Linked DNA regions of Mus musculus: region 1 is linked to region 2. Evidence: chromatin loops called from intact Hi-C (ENCODE). Cell type or tissue: left cerebral cortex. All regions are shown on one strand. Each heading gives the region's core, and the rest is flanking DNA. Links, peaks and the distances in the headings are about the cores only. Region 1 holds the start of Gm36496 (a long non-coding RNA gene). Region 2 overlaps Gm36723 (a long non-coding RNA gene).

The links. Peaks named below come from ENCODE experiments on the same cell type or tissue, not always from the same donor. Only the 100,000 strongest peaks of a DNase experiment are listed, where the experiment ranks them.
Region 1: a loop joins it to region 2, with 9 times the contacts of the local background. A loop is called at or near these places in 2 of 42 quality-filtered maps.

What each region holds. Positions count from the first base shown.
Region 1 is chr12:25,186,591-25,191,965 of GRCm38, forward strand. The region is part of intron 5 of Gm36287 (a long non-coding RNA gene); the gene reads left to right. It overlaps Gm36496 (a long non-coding RNA gene), which reads right to left and starts at 4,254. Exons shown (of 3, transcript XR_381348.4): 1 at 2,880-4,254; 2 at 2,238-2,451; 3 at 915-1,925. In left cerebral cortex, for the core only: no CTCF peak of the experiment used is centred there; DNase peaks (open chromatin) are centred at 2,744, 2,965 and 3,941; H3K27ac peaks cover 1,607 bases.
Region 2 is chr12:25,465,059-25,470,433 of GRCm38, forward strand. It overlaps Gm36723 (a long non-coding RNA gene), which reads left to right. Exons shown (of 12, transcript XR_001780577.2): 10 at 4,978-5,375. Among named protein-coding and RNA genes, the nearest start is that of Gm36886, 6.9 kb to the right of the region's middle. In left cerebral cortex, for the core only: no CTCF peak of the experiment used is centred there; DNase peaks (open chromatin) are centred at 2,882, 3,734 and 4,272; H3K27ac peaks cover 334 bases.

The sequences.
Region 1 (5,375 bases), core at 107-5,106, 280 kb before region 2:
CCAAGGGCATGGATTCTTATCTCAATGACTCGGAACACTCCTAGCAACCAGTTGGTAAAAGCTGGGGACATTTTGTAGTTCACAGTATCTCATGGCAAAGAGTAACCTTGTTAAAAATACCTGTCAACTATGCCTTGTGGACTCCTTGCCCAGTGGGAGAGCCAGGTGTTAATTTGCCACACAAATGAGCAGTCACACAGCACCCATACTCTGAAGGAAGCACAGGGAATCAGCAGGATGATGCTGGACCCTCCCCAATGCCAGCTGGACCCACAGGATGATGCTGGGTCCACAGCCTACTGAACAATGCTACCCTCATTCAAGAAAGGCTTTCTGTTTTCAGTTAGGCCTCCCTGGAAATCCTGGAAATTCCCTCATAGACACACCTAGAAATATATTTTATTAATTTCCCAGGTATCTTTCAACCCAATCAATTGTTAATCACCACTAACCATCACATTTATCCATATAATAAGCTAGATGCTAATCTTCTCTGTTTTTGTAGAGGCCAAAGTACCCAAAGCCACACAGGTCAACAGACTGGAGATCTACCTAGACACAGCTAACTAGTGCCCAGCCCAAGAGCCTGTCCCTTAACCTCTCATTTATCCCTGTGTCGTAGCTCCTTTTCTGGTTATTATGACCAGTACTTGACAAGAGGCAACTTAAGGGAGAAAGGATTTATTTGGGATGAAATTTTGAAGGTATAGTTTGTCATGATAGAGAAAGCAAGCTAGCAGGAACACACAGCTATATGCTTATCTCTATGTGGACCACGAAGTGGAGAGGGGGCAGGAAGTTGGGCAGGACTGTAAACCTCAAGGCCTGCCTCCCCAGAGATCCACTTCCCCCATGTAGGCCCTTGTTTTAGTTACTTTTCTGTTGCTTTGATAAAACGTCATGACCAAGTCTACTTCTAGAAGAAAACATTTATTTTGGCTTATGGTTTCAGAGGACTACAATGAGTGATGGAGGAGGGAAGATCAGCTCACATTTTGATCCACAACCACGAGGTAGAGGAAGAACACTGGGAGTCTTTTAGAACCTCAAAGTCCACCCCCAGTGATACATCTTCTCCAACAAGGCCACACCTCCCAATCCTCCCCAAACAGTTCTACCAAGTATTCAAAATAGGAGCCCAAGGGGACTATTCTTTAAATCACCACAGCCTCACCTTTAAAAGGTTCCAGAAACTTCCCAGAGAGCACCATGAGCTGGAGAGCAAGTGTTCAAACACACAAGCCGGTGTGGGACTTTTCCTAGCCAACCTGTAACACTCAACAACCCTTCTGCTCCTCTGTCTTCCAGCCGAGACATGCCACTGTTTGTTCTTGGTCCTCTGGGCAGGTAGCAAGAATCTTATGGGAAGAGCCATCTGTTCTCATATGCTTTGAGTGTGAGATGTTGCTGCTCAGGACAGTTGACTATGCTTTGCTGGTCCTGAATTTGCCTTCAGTGATGACATTAGCCAAGGCAGGAGTGATTATACCATACAAATTGGCACAAGCTACAACAAGGGCTGCTTTTAATTTCTTTACTCCCTGGAGCTGATTGTTGCCCCTCTGCTAGTATGCCATATCCCCAAGACTTAAGATTTCCTGGGGCTCACTCATTGGAAACCTCTACCTCAGACAAGGCTCTGTCTGGATTGGATGTTGGGAGGCCTCTGGCATCCTTGCAGCTTTCTTATCTTTGCTGCGTGTCTGGAAGTCTTCTGTCTGTCTTTCAAAGGCCACAGTGGCCTAGGCTCCAATTTACTGGGCTCTCAGGTTCTGGACAGCAGGAGGGAATCAGGGCTGCCCACTGTAGCCTTTCTTAGGATGGAGTAAGATGCAGTAACTTCTGTTTCTTTCCCTCCACATTCACATAGCAGCATCTCAGGGAGGGTAGCATGGGGCCCAGGATCTTAGAGCTGACATTTCTACCTGCCAAAACATAGTGAGATTTAAGTGTGAGCAGAGACAGGAAAGGCCAAGGGCTTTCTTGTCCCTTAGAGAGAGACAGGCCATGCCATGTTCCCTGTGGAGGGTACCTGCATGAGCTGGGGTTCTCCCATGGCAGGTCCCCATGTTTGCTCCATCTGACAGATAAGGAAACTGAGGTTCAAAGAGGAAGTAACCTGCCACAGACACAGACTGTGAGGGACAGATGTGAGAGCTTCTCTGGGGCAGAACCAGAGGCTGGCTTCCACATTTCTCTAGGCTCAAGTACAGAGATCAGCTCAGGACCAACATTACCTTCAGACCCCTCGTTGGATATCCATATCTTCCCGACTTGCTGCATGAAGAAGGGGTTTCCCCAGCTGCCTATGAGAGGCCAGTAGGAAGTGCTGCTGTCCCCGTGTTCAGCCTTGTGTATCAGGTCTGTGGCTTCTCCAAGGCTCACTGAGGCAATTGGAAGGATCCTGAGGTTTTGAAATTGCTACAGGCTTTGCTTGGGTTGGTAAGCCAGCTGACAAAGTAAAGGCAGGCATGGGGTGGTCACCATGGTCTCTTTTGGCCACATCTGATGCCTAGACCCCCTCATTCCTGCTTATAAGCCCACAGTGCCCACTCCCATGTGAACAACTAGCTCGTACATTTCCCCATTCGGCCGGTGGTGAAAACTGTGCTATTTTAAGCCCACATGGAAGTATGTCTTTTTTTTTTTTTTTTAAAATAAGGACCATCTGCTACCGGCCCCAGCCCAGATGATACAGTTGGAGCCTACCCACAGCATCCTCTCCCGCCTTCAGACGGTTCCAGGAACGAGAGTGAGTCAGACTCAGCTGAAGCACGTCTTGCTAACCCAAGCAATAGCCCAGGGGCCCAGCATAGGGGACCACCTGCTCCCAGGGCAGGTGTTCCCTGCAACCTCTCCACACAGGGAAGGAATCTCACCCTGAGCTTCATGGGGCACTCAGACCCGCCTTCCAGATGTGCCCCTTCCCTTTCCAAGGGACTGCAGCCAGCCACAAGTTCAAGCGCAGCTGCTACAGCTCCTGGCCCTGGCAGCTTGTCACAAAGCGCGTCACACAGTGAAGCTGGTGGCTCACAGCTCGGTCACTTCCTGCCAGTGGCGGCTCTCAGAAGAACTCCTGGGTCTACTTTAGGTGCAAAAAGGGTAATTGCTATCAGGAAAGGACGACCAGGGGTGGCGTCGTAGGCAGCTGTGTCTCTGGGCCATTGAGAAGGTACCTTTAAACACTAGTGGCTCAGCAATGCTACCCAGCTATCGGCCCAGGTGCAGCTTTCAGCTCTCCACCTGGCTGCCCTTCCTTAGCAACGAATGTCTCATTGTGAAGAGAGGCCATTAGCTTCCAGTGCACATCTGGCTTACAGACCATGCTTGCTCCTCTCAAGTGTGAGGCAAATACAGGATTATCAGACCCATCTATGATGCCAGCAAATGTGAAGGAGGACCACACATGGGAAGGGTTTGTTCTGCTGCCCAGCGATCGATCATGTTTTGTATCATACGGAGCTGTGACTGTGCCATCTGAGTATGCTGAGAAGCTGTAGAGACCTGGAAGGCCAGACTCTCTGGACTTGTCACCACCCCAATGCACTTCTTGAGCCCTAGAACAGCCTCCAACCCCAGCCCCAAGGGACCCTCAATAGAGAGTTCACAGGTAATGGTTCTCCAGCCTGGCTATTAGATCATTGTAGCTTTGGCCTTCATTCGTGATGCTGGGAACCTGGGGACCCCAGAGGCCAGGATTCAGCTTGGTGTTTATCTTCTCTGAAGTTCCCTTTCTCCTCCCGTGGTTATGGCTGTGCCTGGATGTGCTTGTGTTGGACAGAGCACGGTCCCATTGTGAAGTCACAGCACCAGTCCCCACAACGGGTTCTGGGGTCCTGTTGGGGCCTGAGCCCTTTCAGTCTTGAGTCCCTGCTAGCATAACTTCCTGGTCTGGAGTCTATCTGCTGCTCCTGTAGAGCCTTGCAGTTTATCTGTGGTCAGTTTTCTCACTCATTTCCTGCCAGCTGCTACTGGTTTTTCAGTCAGCTTCTAGAGCTACAGTAATTGGGAAAGTGCACAGTCCAAGTGGTTCACCAGCTGTGGCAGGCGGGACGTGAAGAGTGAGGCATACTCTGTGTCGAGCAGAGACGGGCACCTCCACCCAGACTGGGTCTGTCCCTTGGGCCTCTGGGAGTGACACAGAAGAGGCTCTAGGGCACATACTCATTGTAAACTGAAAGCTGGTGTATGTATGCATGTGTGTATGTGTGACATAAGGGATTTTTTTTTCCTGAAGCCAAAATAAATGGTTTCATGTTTTGAGAAGGCTGAGTTTGGTCTCTTTCACGGGGAACCCTAGGCTCTCTCTTTCTCTTTGAGGTGTGATGGGTGAGTTGTGCTAGGCCACTGACTGGGCTATCTGATCACACTTAAACTTTTGTTCCTTAGCATTTACAAAAATGAAGAGAAGGAAATTCCCATAGTGGAGCAAATTACTCCTCCAGCCCCAGCTCTTTGGACATGTCTATTTGTTATTCTCATTTTATGCCGTGGAATAGTGTATTGGAGCTGCTCACATGCCGGCAATCACTACTCAAGGGTCTCTCTATCCAGAGGCTTCTCTGCAGGGGTGGCCCTGTGTGGACAGCAGAGTCCCCAGAGGGTAGAATAAGGACCAGAGGGAGAGCAGTCACCTGGGAACTTGTATAAGGGGTGGGATGCAAGGCTGCCTTGAAGCCTTAGGCCCGGGGCCCAGGGGATTGGGCCAGCCATCTGCCTTCTACCTCTCAGCTGGCCCTTCTACCTCTCAGCTGGCCCTTCCTATGACATCATTAGTAGATTTTTATTAATCTGTTGGTACATATGAATTGTGAAGAATGAAAATGACACCCCAGTGTGGACGTACACAGCGGAGTCCACGTGTTTTCTGCCCTCTTCTTTCTGACCAGTTCATCCTCTCCCGGGTTTGGAAGGGAAGAGTGCCAGGTCACCTAGAAGCACCCAGAAGCCGTGAATGGAGTTGATGTAGGCCACCAGGTGCATGCTCAGAGACACCTGTGGACTTGTGTGATCCAGGCACGTGGTCTGAGCAGTTAATGCTATTCCTGGTGTGAGCACCAGGACTCCATGATAGGAAGCTGGCTTTTGTCTGGGCTCGTCACCTTTACCATGTGGTAGGATCTACCTTTTCTGGGTCCATAACATCTCTTGGGCCACTTCACTGGCCAGGATGACATATGCCCACTGGGCCTGGGTTCCAGATGGTACCTTCCAATTTCCTCTCTGAAGTCTAAGAAGTCACTTGCCAATGCTTGTCAATTTCTTTCCAATCACTGTGTGCATGTGTGTGTGAGTGTGTGTGTTTGTATATACATGTATTTATAAACATATAGACACCATAGTACAACCTCATCTGCTGTTCCCCAGGTACTGTC
Region 2 (5,375 bases), core at 69-5,068:
AAACAGGAGCTCCAGGGTACTGGTTAGTTCATATTGTCCCACCTATAGGGTTTTAGATCCCTTTAGCTCCTTGGGTACTTTCTCTAGCTCCTCCATTGGGGGCCCTGTGATCCACCCAGTAGCTGACTGTGAGCATCCACTTCTGTGTTTGCTAGGCCCCCACATAGTCTCACAAGAGACAGCTATATCAGGGTCCTTTCAGCAAAATCTTGCTAGTGTATGCAATGGTGTCAGGGTTTGGAGGCTGATTATGGGATGGATCTCTGGATATGGCAGTCTCTAGATGGTCTGTCCTTTCGTCTCAGCTCCAAACTTTGTCTCTGTAACTCCTTCCATGAGTGTTTTGTTCCCAATTCTAAGAAGGGGCAAAGTGTCCACACTTTGGTCTTCATTCTTCTTGAGTTTCATGTGTTTTGCAAATTGTATCTTATATCTTGGGTATTCTAAGTTTCTGGGCTAAAATCCACTTATCAGAGAGTACATATCATGTGAGTTCTTTTGTGATTGAGTTACCTCATTCAGGATGATGTCCTCCAGGTCCATCCATTTGCCTAGGAATTTCATAAATTCATTCTTTTTAATAGCTGAGTTGTACTCCATTGTGTAAATGTACCACATTTTTTGTATCCATTCCTCTGTTGAGGGGCATCTGGGTTCTTTCCAGCTTCTGGCTATTATAAATAAGGCTGCTATGAACATAGTGGAGCATGTGTCCTTCTTTCCGGTTGGAACATCTTCTGGATATATGCCCAGGAGAGGTATTGCGGGATCCTCCACTAGTACTATGTCCAATTTTCTGAGCAACTGCCAGACTGATTTCCAGAGTGATTGTATAAGCTTGCAATCCCACCAGCAATGGAGGAGTGTTCCTCTTTCTCCACATCCTCGCCAGTATCTGCTGTCACCTGAATTTTTGATCTTAGCCATTCTGACTGGTGTGAGGTGGAATCTCAGGGTTGTTTTGATTTGCATTTCCCTGATGATTAAGGATGCTGAACATTTTTTCAGGTGCTTCTCAGCCATTTGGTATTCCTCAGATGAGAATTCTTTGTTTAGTTCTGAGCCCCGTTTTTTAATGGGGTTATTTGATTTTCTGGAGTCCACCTTCTTGAGTTCTTTATATATATTGGATATTAGTCCCCTATCTGATTAGGATAGGTAAAAATCCTTTCTCAATCTGTTGGTGGCCTTTTTGTCTTACTGACGGTGTCTTTTGCCTTACAGAAGCTTTGCAATTTTATGAGGTCCCATTTGTCGATTCTTGATCTTACAGCACAAGCCATTGCTGTTCTATTCAGGAATTTTTCCCCTGTGCCCATATCTTTGAGGCCTTCCCCCACTTTCTCCTCTGTAAGTTTCACTGTCTCCGGTTTTATATGGAGTTCCTTGATCCACTTAGATTTGACCTTAGTACAAGGAGATAGGAATGGATCAATTCATATTCTCCTACATGTTAATCGCCAGTTGTGCCAGCACCATTTGTTGAAAATGCTGTCTTTTTTTCCCATTGGATGGTTTTAGCTCCCTTGTCAAAGATCAAGTGACCATAGGTGTGTGGGTTCATTTCTGGGTCTTCAGTTCTATTCCATTGCTCTACTTGTCTGTCGCTAGACCAGTACCAAGCCGTTTTATCACAATTGCTCTGTAGTACAGCTTTAGGTCAGGCATGGTGATTCTACCAGAGGTTCTTTTATCCTTGAGAAGAGTTTTTGCTATCCTAGGTTTTTTTGTTATTCCAGATGAATTTGCAGATTGCCATTTCTAATTTGTTGAATAATTGAGTTGGAATTTTGATGGGAATTGCATTGAATCTGTAGATTGCTTTTGGCAAGATAGCCATTTTTACTATATTGATCCTGCCAATCCATGAGCATGGGAGATCTTTCCATCTTCTGAGATCTTCTTTAATTTCTTTCTTCAGAGACTTGAAGTTCTTATCATACAGATCTTTCACTACCTTAGTTAGAGTCACGCCAAGGTATTTTACACTATTTGTGACTATTGAGAAGGGTGTTGTTTCCCTAATTTCTTTCTCAGCCTGTTTATCCTTTGTGTAGAGAAAGGCCATTGACTTGTTTGAGTTAATTTTATATGCAGCTACCTCACTGAAGCTGTTTATCAGGTTTAGGAGTTCTCTGCTGGAATGATATGATCTCCTGAGATTTCTAACATCTCTTAAAATAGCACCATTAGGTAACAGCCAAGAAAACATAGGAGCTTATGAGGGAAACTTTCAAATTGAAACACTAAAAATTAATTAATTAATTAATTAATTCCATGAGCATTCACTGTATGCATACTTGATCTATGTGTGTTGTTACATACTCAGCAAAATGATCCTCAAACTGAGAAGAGATGGAATATAGACGATGCGAATGTCAAGCATTCTCATAACCGATATGGATTAGGCTGGGTTCCATGCCAGGAGCTCTGTTCAGCCTTGTCTGTGAACTGACCTGCGGATCCATACTATAGATCAGGTAGTAGAGAACTGGGCACTGCAAACATACTGCTCCTTTAATGTGCCTTGGGTTCTTTGTGGTATCTGACTCCAGAACTTGGGATCTTAGTACCTGTGCCACAGAAGACAGTGGAATGTAATGAAAAGAAGTGCCCAGTTCCCTGAAAGAGAGGCAGGGGGTTGCCGGGGTGGGTGCGTTATAAGGTGGTGCCTAGAGAAAAGGATCGGGAAGTCCACTATTCTCGAGACAGACTTTTGGCCTTGCTCATGAATATATTGCTGAAAAATAAGAAAATGCCAAACTAAATAGCTCTCTACACGTTATAATAAGAGGGGAGGAAGGGAGTGGGAGGGAGTAGCCAGGAAACAAGACTGACTGTGGGAGATAAGAGAGCAGTCAGTGGAACGAGGAGCTCTCCCTCGTGCTTTTCACGACTTCAGCTCACAGACATATGCTCCGCAGTCTCCTCTCTCTCCCTTTGCCAAGAGCCCCGCCTTCGCCCGCTGGCCTTCAGCAGCTGCTCTCCCCTGATAGGTGCCCATCAGCACTACCCAGCCTCACTCCGGTTACTTCCGGTGCACACCTTGACCCCTGACTGTCTAGATCCCTCCCTCCGCTGTAAATGGTAATAGAAGTAGCTATCGCCCTACAGATTCCTGGTCCTAATTTTGGCAAAGCAATTCTTTAAGTGCTTCAAGTGTTAAAGGATTAACCCTTTCCTTCCAGTCCTAATTTTATGAGTACCAATGACAACCTTGACACCTAGTGTGTTGCCAAGTGTAAAACACATGCAAGGAATTTGGAAGTGGAGATCAGCTCGGAGAGTGCTTGCCTAATGTTCACAGAGCTTTGGGGCTCTATCCTCAGCACCTCAGAGACCAGGCCTGGGGCACATAACTGTAAATCCCAGGAGACAGAAGCAGTCATCCCTGGCCATCTAGTATGTTTGAGGCGAACATGGACTACATCTTGTCCATGGAACAAAAACACTAAAGTAAATGTTTTTATGGTTTAAAGTGCATCCCCTCCACCCCAAACAAATAAGATAGGGGAGAGAAACAGAGATAGTGATGCTCTGAACCTTGGTACCTTAGGCTTTGACCTTAGAGATGGTCTTTCCAGAAGGTCTCCCAGAGAGGATGAGGTCATTAGGTTGGGCACCGAGCGACTAAGAGCAGTAAGAAGGGAACAACACAGAGGGTACTATGTGGCCATACAATTAGAATCCAGCTGGGCTTTTCTAGGCATGGGCTACCCAAGATGCCCAGATAGGAGACCACAGAAGCTAGAGCCCAGCAGCTCAGATCCTGGCTCCCAGGAGGAAGAGTGGCTGCCATATGTGGTACAGACTCCCACCATAGAAAACGAAACACTTCTCTACGCTTTTAGTTACAAAGGCCCAAGCAAAAATACACAGTAAGTATCTAGAGCCTACAGAAAGGAAAATGGGCCTTTATTGTGAGTTCCCAGATCTGTTGCTGGCCTCTGAGATGGTCTTTCATATATGCCATGCGATTTGCTTTGTTTATTTGTTTCACTTTCGTAAATGATGGAAATTCAAAACTAAGAGTTTGATTCTTGGATGTTCTAACTTTCCATATTAAAAAAAAAAGTCCCTGTGAGTCTTTGATGAGAGAGAGAAGGAAGGAGGTTGCTGGTGTCACCTGGGACTGCATGTGATGTTAGGTCCATCTATAAGAACTCTGAAGGCTCATCTCTGAGAGCTAGCATTCAGTCATCAGAGGAAGTTCGAGTCATCATGCACTCGCGAGGAGTTTGTCACGCACGAATTGGTACCTGGCAGGCTCCGTCTTTCCTAGGATTTCTGCCACCAACTGTCACTACATCGTTTTCAATTTGCACATCCCCATCAGTGCCAAGCTTGAAGTACCTCTGTGCGACTTGTAATTACAGAAATGCTCCCACGGCCCCTCCCCAAGTCCCCAGAGGCTAAATTTGCACATGTTGACAAAGTAATTCCTTGATTTTGTTTTCTGAAGGAGCACTGTTGTAAACAGCCAGTCGGTGTCAGAAACAAGCAGTGTTTCCTCCTCTACAGCTTAATTGTTCTCTTGATTTCCAGGTTCTCCTCTCCTATGAAATATGGCATTTTCCAGTGTCTTGTATGTAAATAAAGCCATGAGAACATTACACAGGTTTAAAAGCTCAAGACATATGATAAATGGAGGCTTCTCGGGTTCTCCCTGGGGGTCCTGATGGTGGTCCCCAGAAAACATGAAACAGAGGATTAAGAACAGACAGGAGCAATGGGGCATTCTGGAGATGTAGTCAGGGTACCTGGGCACTCAGCTGCTTCTTCCAATGGCCATTGCTTGTTGGCACTTTTGACCATCTGCCACAGTTTCCAGCCATGTAGTGGCTACTGTACACACCACTGATTTGGTCTCTTGGCTATAATGCACCCAGTGACCAGACATCATAGAATCAAGGCAGGTCTAGCTTTCGTCCAAGTCCCAGGCCACCACCTGGCTCCTGACTTCCTATGTCCTTTCAGGTCTTCCTCCTGGATGTTTGTCAGTTTTATTCTTCTGACTTCAACCTTCCATGGAGCCAACCAACATGGAAAAGCACACAAAGGATCCATACCATCGTCGAAAACAACCAAACAGGATCTTTCCTCCAGCCTCCTGCTCAGAGGAGACCCCAGAATCTCACTTCTTTCCCTGTATAAACCTTCACAACCTTCCTACGCCGCATTTTCTGGTTCTCACGGTTTGTTTACCCTGGTATTCTCTGTACTCCACTCCCCTGCACAGATTCCAACTCCAGTGGCCACCATTTTCCTATGATTCAGGTTAGGATGTTGTTTAGGTCATACTTTTCTTGACTTCAAAGCAGCTAGTGCTGGTCTGGTGCCTGGTAGGCAAAGAGGAGCGGAGAGGAGGGGGAGGG